2 separate regions of the Homo sapiens genome follow, and region 2 is linked to region 1. Evidence: read pairs that join two places in POLR2A ChIA-PET (ENCODE). Cell type or tissue: K562. All regions are shown on one strand. Region 1 overlaps ACTN3 (actinin alpha 3). Region 2 overlaps PACS1 (phosphofurin acidic cluster sorting protein 1).

Region 1 (2,500 bases):
AAGATCTGCCAGACGTATGGGCTGCGGCCCTGCTCCACCAATCCCTACATCACCCTCAGCCCGCAGGACATCAACACCAAGTGGGATATGGTCAGTGCCACCTGCAGCCTTCCTCCCACCCCCTCCTGCATACTGTGACCACCCTGAAATCTCGGGTGGCCCAAGATATGGAGAATAAAGTCCATCTTCAGATGTGGGGTCTGCCACAGACTCCACGTGGGATTGGATAAATCGCCTTGCCTGTCTCGGGCTCATCTGTATATGATGAGCTGTAACAGCAGCATTCTCCTGTCAGGACTGATGTGAAGTAGAATTAAGCCTTGTGTGTGGACATCTTTTATAAATCCACCCATATTAGTAAATGATGCCATCAGCCCCATTTTGCAGATGAGAAAACTGAAGCCCACATGGGTTAGTGACTTGCCCAAGAGCTTTCTCGTATATCCCAGACAAGTTGGCTCAAAGCAACAGGGGCTGAGGTTTGAGGGGCTGGAGCCCATCTCCCCTAAAGCCATTTCCCAGCCCCCAGAGCTGGCTCTGGCATAACTGCCCTCCTCCCAGGTCCGAAAGCTGGTGCCCAGCTGTGACCAGACACTGCAGGAGGAGCTGGCACGGCAGCAGGTAAACGAGAGGCTCCGGCGACAGTTTGCGGCCCAGGCCAATGCCATTGGACCCTGGATCCAGGCGAAGGTGGAGGTAAGGGCTGGGATAGTGGGTCCAACCTGGGGGGATGGGGCCAGGGCTGGGCCACAGGGAGTTGGGAGCCCTCATGCTGCCTGGGAACCCCTGCAGGAAGTGGGGCGGCTGGCAGCAGGGCTAGCTGGCTCTCTGGAGGAGCAGATGGCTGGGCTACGGCAGCAGGAGCAGAACATTATCAACTACAAGACTAACATTGACCGGCTGGAGGGTGACCACCAGCTGCTGCAGGAGAGCCTGGTGTTCGACAATAAGCACACCGTCTACAGCATGGAGGTGGGATCACACCCTCTCAGGAGAGTGGGGAGGCAGCACTGGCTGAGGAGGCCCAGGGAGATCACAGCTGGACAGAGCATGTGTGTCCCAGCAGAGTCCCCAGTTCAGCTTGGCCAGGTCCCTTAAGACCCAGCGATGGAAAGTGACCCTTCCAGAGTCACAAAGCCGTCCAAAACCAGGCCAAGATTGGCCATAGCTGGTTATCAAAAGACAGGAAGGACTGCTGGGGTGGGGGTGGGTTACTCAGTGGAGCCTCCAGATGGGGATGGAGGCCCAGTGAGGGGGAGGACTTGCCCAGGGTCATTCAGTGAACTGGATGTGGAGCTAGAGCCAGTGGCCAGGCACTGGCCGCCCACTGACAGTGGCCTGTCCCCTGACCGCCAGCACATCCGCGTGGGCTGGGAGCAGCTGCTCACCTCCATTGCCCGCACCATCAATGAAGTGGAGAACCAGGTACTGACCCGAGACGCCAAGGGACTGAGCCAGGAGCAGCTCAACGAGTTCCGAGCATCCTTCAACCACTTTGACAGGGTCAGCAGGGGCCTGGCCCTGTGGGGTAAGACACTTGGGGGCTGGTGGAGGCTGGAGACCAAGCCTGATAACCACTCACCCCCTACAGAAGCAGAATGGGATGATGGAGCCTGATGACTTCCGAGCTTGCCTCATCTCCATGGGCTATGACCTGGTGAGAGCTCCCCAGCTCCTTCCCAGGAGTCCCAAAGTACCCCCTCCTCTGTGCTGATCACCTACTGTGCACCTCCCATCTTCACATACACCATCCCCTGCATCTTCACTACATCCACACAGGGGCTAGCAAGGCTCAGGGAGGTAAAACTCACTTGGACCCAGTTCTGTGTGGACCCAAAGTCTGAGCTTGCAACATTTTTACCTGTAGGGAAACAGCACTACAGAAACGGGTGTGGCCCTGGAAAAAAAATCAGGACCAGGGAGCAAATCTGCTTCCTGCTGTGGGTAGGATGCAGATTTCAGCCTACCATAAAGGACTTCCTACAGCCAGGGCTAAGGTCTCTGGAGGAAGGGAACTCCCTTGTTACTGGGGCTCTGCTAGCTGAGGTTGGACAGTCCCCAGGAGGGGACACTGGGAGCCCTCCTGGCTTTAGTGCTCATGGGCATAGTGCCTGGCCTCTATCCCTGCAGGGGGAAGTGGAGTTTGCTCGCATCATGACCATGGTGGACCCCAACGCAGCTGGGGTGGTGACCTTCCAGGCCTTCATAGACTTCATGACCCGAGAGACAGCCGAGACTGACACGACTGAGCAAGTTGTAGCTTCCTTCAAGATCTTGGCAGGAGACAAGGTGAGTCCCAGGCGGTGGAGGGGCTGGTGGGCTAGGGCAGGGCACGGGACCTGTGGGTCCTCAACGCCTCTTCTCCCCAGAACTACATCACCCCCGAGGAGCTGCGGCGCGAGCTCCCTGCCAAGCAGGCCGAGTACTGCATCCGCCGTATGGTGCCCTACAAGGGATCCGGGGCCCCGGCTGGAGCCCTGGACTACGTGGCCTTCTCCAG
Region 2 (2,500 bases), 460 kb before region 1:
CTCGGTTCACCACAACCTTGGCTTGCTGCAACCTCGGCTCACTGCAACCTCCGCCTCCTGGGTTCAAGCAGTTCTCCTCCCTCAGCCCCCTGAGTAGCTGGGATTACAGACATCCGCCAGCACACCCAGCTAATTTTGTATTTTTAGTAGAGACGTGGTCTCGCCATGTTGGTCAGGCTGGTCTCGAACTCCTGACCTCAGGTGATCTGCCCGCCTCGGCCTCCCAAAGTGCTGGGATTACAGGCGTGGGCCACCACGCCTGCCTTTTTCTTTATATATCTTAAAAACCATGTATTCAGACTGATCTCTTAAATTCCAATGTAACATTTTAGGGTTCTCTCCAGCCTAAGCCCTTTGCATGTTTGTAAGTACCTCTTCCAAGAGGTACTTGGAAGAAACCTGGCTTTCACTATTCTCAGTATATTTACTTATTTGCTCCTTGTAACTGGTCTTTCACCTACCCTGACCTTGCCTTCTGTCTACCACATCTGCACGTGCCCTCACACCCCTGCCTCAGCACCCTGCGTCCTTGAGCACTAGTAGGTGGAAGCAGGAAAACAGACGTGTAAACTTCATAACAGTGACTCATAAGACAATAGAGGTGGAAAGCGAGAAGCCGATTTACTCTGCAAAATCATAAGTAGTATTTGTTCCATTATCTACTGTTGTGTAAAAAAGTCTCTCCAAAAGTTATCACTTAAAATAAGGGAAGAACTATTTTGCATACAAACTGCACTTTGGGCAGAGTTCAGCAATAATACTCAATTCTCTCTGCGGCACTCAAGTGAGGTGGGCTGGTTCAAAGTTGGAGCATCCAGGGGCGGAGGCTAGAATCTTGTGCAGTCTCCCTCACCGTGTGATGTCTGGCAGCTGATGCCAGCTATTAGCTGGGACCTCCATGAGAACTGTGGCTGGAACACCTGTTATGGCCTTTCCACGTGGCTGCTTGGCTTCCTCACGGTACGGTGGCTGGGTTCCAAGGGCAGGCATCACACAAGCAAGAGCGAGCTGGCGGAAGCCTCAGTGCCTGTCCTCCTCCAGCGTGGAGAGTCACATGGCCTCATTTCTACTGCATTCTGCTGGTTAGAAGGAAGTCACTAAAGCCAGCCATATTCAGGGGGAGGGTAATTTGTTTCCACTTTTTCATGAGAGGACTGTTAAAGAATTTATAGATATGTTTTAAGACTGGCACAGAATTTAAAAATATACTATTTTCTGGAAGAATGGAAGATTCATTTGTACAGTTGCATTCGTTCAGTATTTTTAATTCATTTTTTTTAAAAGTTTTAAACACTTACATCTACTGGTATATAGGTATGCTTGCCCCATTTCCTTTTCTTTTCACTTTCTCTTTTTACAGAACCCTGCTGCAAGCTAACTCATGTATGCGTCCGTTCATGCTTTTGTTCATTCTTGTGTGATACAGAAATGTATATACACATACATACAGTGGGTTGGGAATCTTGTTTTTAAAAAATAGAATCACATTGAAACTAATTTTTGCATCCTGTTTTTCTGAACACCTTGGAGAAATCCCTATAAATCAAGAGGTTTCATTCTAATTTGTTCTTTTTAGATGCTGCACATACTCTGTTTTCTGATTTGGTTATTTGATCATGACGGGGTAGGAATAGAGAGGGACAGGCTTCAAAGAAAGGGTAGTCAGGAAAGAGAAAGAGGAGGAGTGCTAGGTATTCCTGGGGTCTTCAACCTGATGTGTCATCGAAGTGGGTGGGAAGTTGGGAAAATGGTGGTGGGGAGGTGTGTTGGTTGGTTTTAGCGGGGAAATGAGTATTTTTTTATATGCACTAAAATTACCTACCAGGCAGTTGAATACATAGGAGCAGGGAGTGAGTCCAAGGATAGGACTGGAGTTGATAGACAAAGCTATAAAGGGAGACGGTTACTGGGGGGAGAGCTCTGTCTCGCTTAGCATCACTTGCTGTTAGTGGTGGGCCCAGACAGTGACTGAAATATTTTCATTCCAGACCAGGGTCCAGTGTATTTATACTTGATGCATTAAGTTCTGATCTTTAAAAAGCTGCCAGTTTTTTAGAAGGAGAGTTTTTATTTTCATTTTATATGGTGTGGGCTGAAGGAATCTTTTGCTAAATATAACAATGTGAGTTTGCTAGTCTTTCTGAGGCATTGAAGGCATTTAAAATTTGAAACCAGAGCTACCTGATGGGAACATCCTTGATCTCTTCTCCAAGTCAAACCAACCTAGGCCACGTGTAATAATTAGTTCAATTGAATGGCTGAAGAAGGATTTATTTGCCCCTTTTATGTTACAGAGGAGATCCACAGTACAGCTAGAAAAGGGATGCAGAATGAACAGGACAGACACGTGATTCTGACCCTGATAACCACTCTGCATCCATCGGATTTACTATTATTATTATTATTATTATTATTTTATTTTTTATTTTGAGACGGGTCTCACTCTCTCACCCAGGCTGGAGGGCAGTGGTGCGATCTCGGCTCACTGCAACCTCCGCCT

Evidence for each region. ChIA-PET counts read pairs that join two places held together with the same protein. Peaks named below come from ENCODE experiments on the same cell type or tissue, not always from the same donor. Only the 100,000 strongest peaks of a DNase experiment are listed, where the experiment ranks them.
Region 2: POLR2A ChIA-PET joins it to region 1 with 5 read pairs; 2 of 35 experiments call an interaction of 5 or more read pairs at or near these places.

What each region holds. Positions count from the first base shown.
Region 1 is chr11:66,560,666-66,563,165 of GRCh38, forward strand. ACTN3 (actinin alpha 3) reads left to right here. Exons shown (of 21, transcript NM_001104.4): 15 at 1-90; 16 at 562-696; 17 at 793-972; 18 at 1,357-1,503; 19 at 1,592-1,657; 20 at 2,131-2,289; 21 at 2,370-2,500. Among named protein-coding and RNA genes, the nearest start is that of CTSF, 6.7 kb to the right of the region's middle. In K562, no CTCF peak of the experiment used is centred here; a DNase peak (open chromatin) is centred at 1,236.
Region 2 is chr11:66,099,915-66,102,414 of GRCh38, forward strand. The region is part of intron 1 of PACS1 (phosphofurin acidic cluster sorting protein 1); the gene reads left to right. Among named protein-coding and RNA genes, the nearest start is that of PACS1, 31 kb to the left of the region's middle. RefSeq lists enhancers at 1-509, 420-489, 510-1,417, 590-689 and a silencer at 1,060-1,139. In K562, no CTCF peak of the experiment used is centred here; no DNase peak of the experiment used is centred here.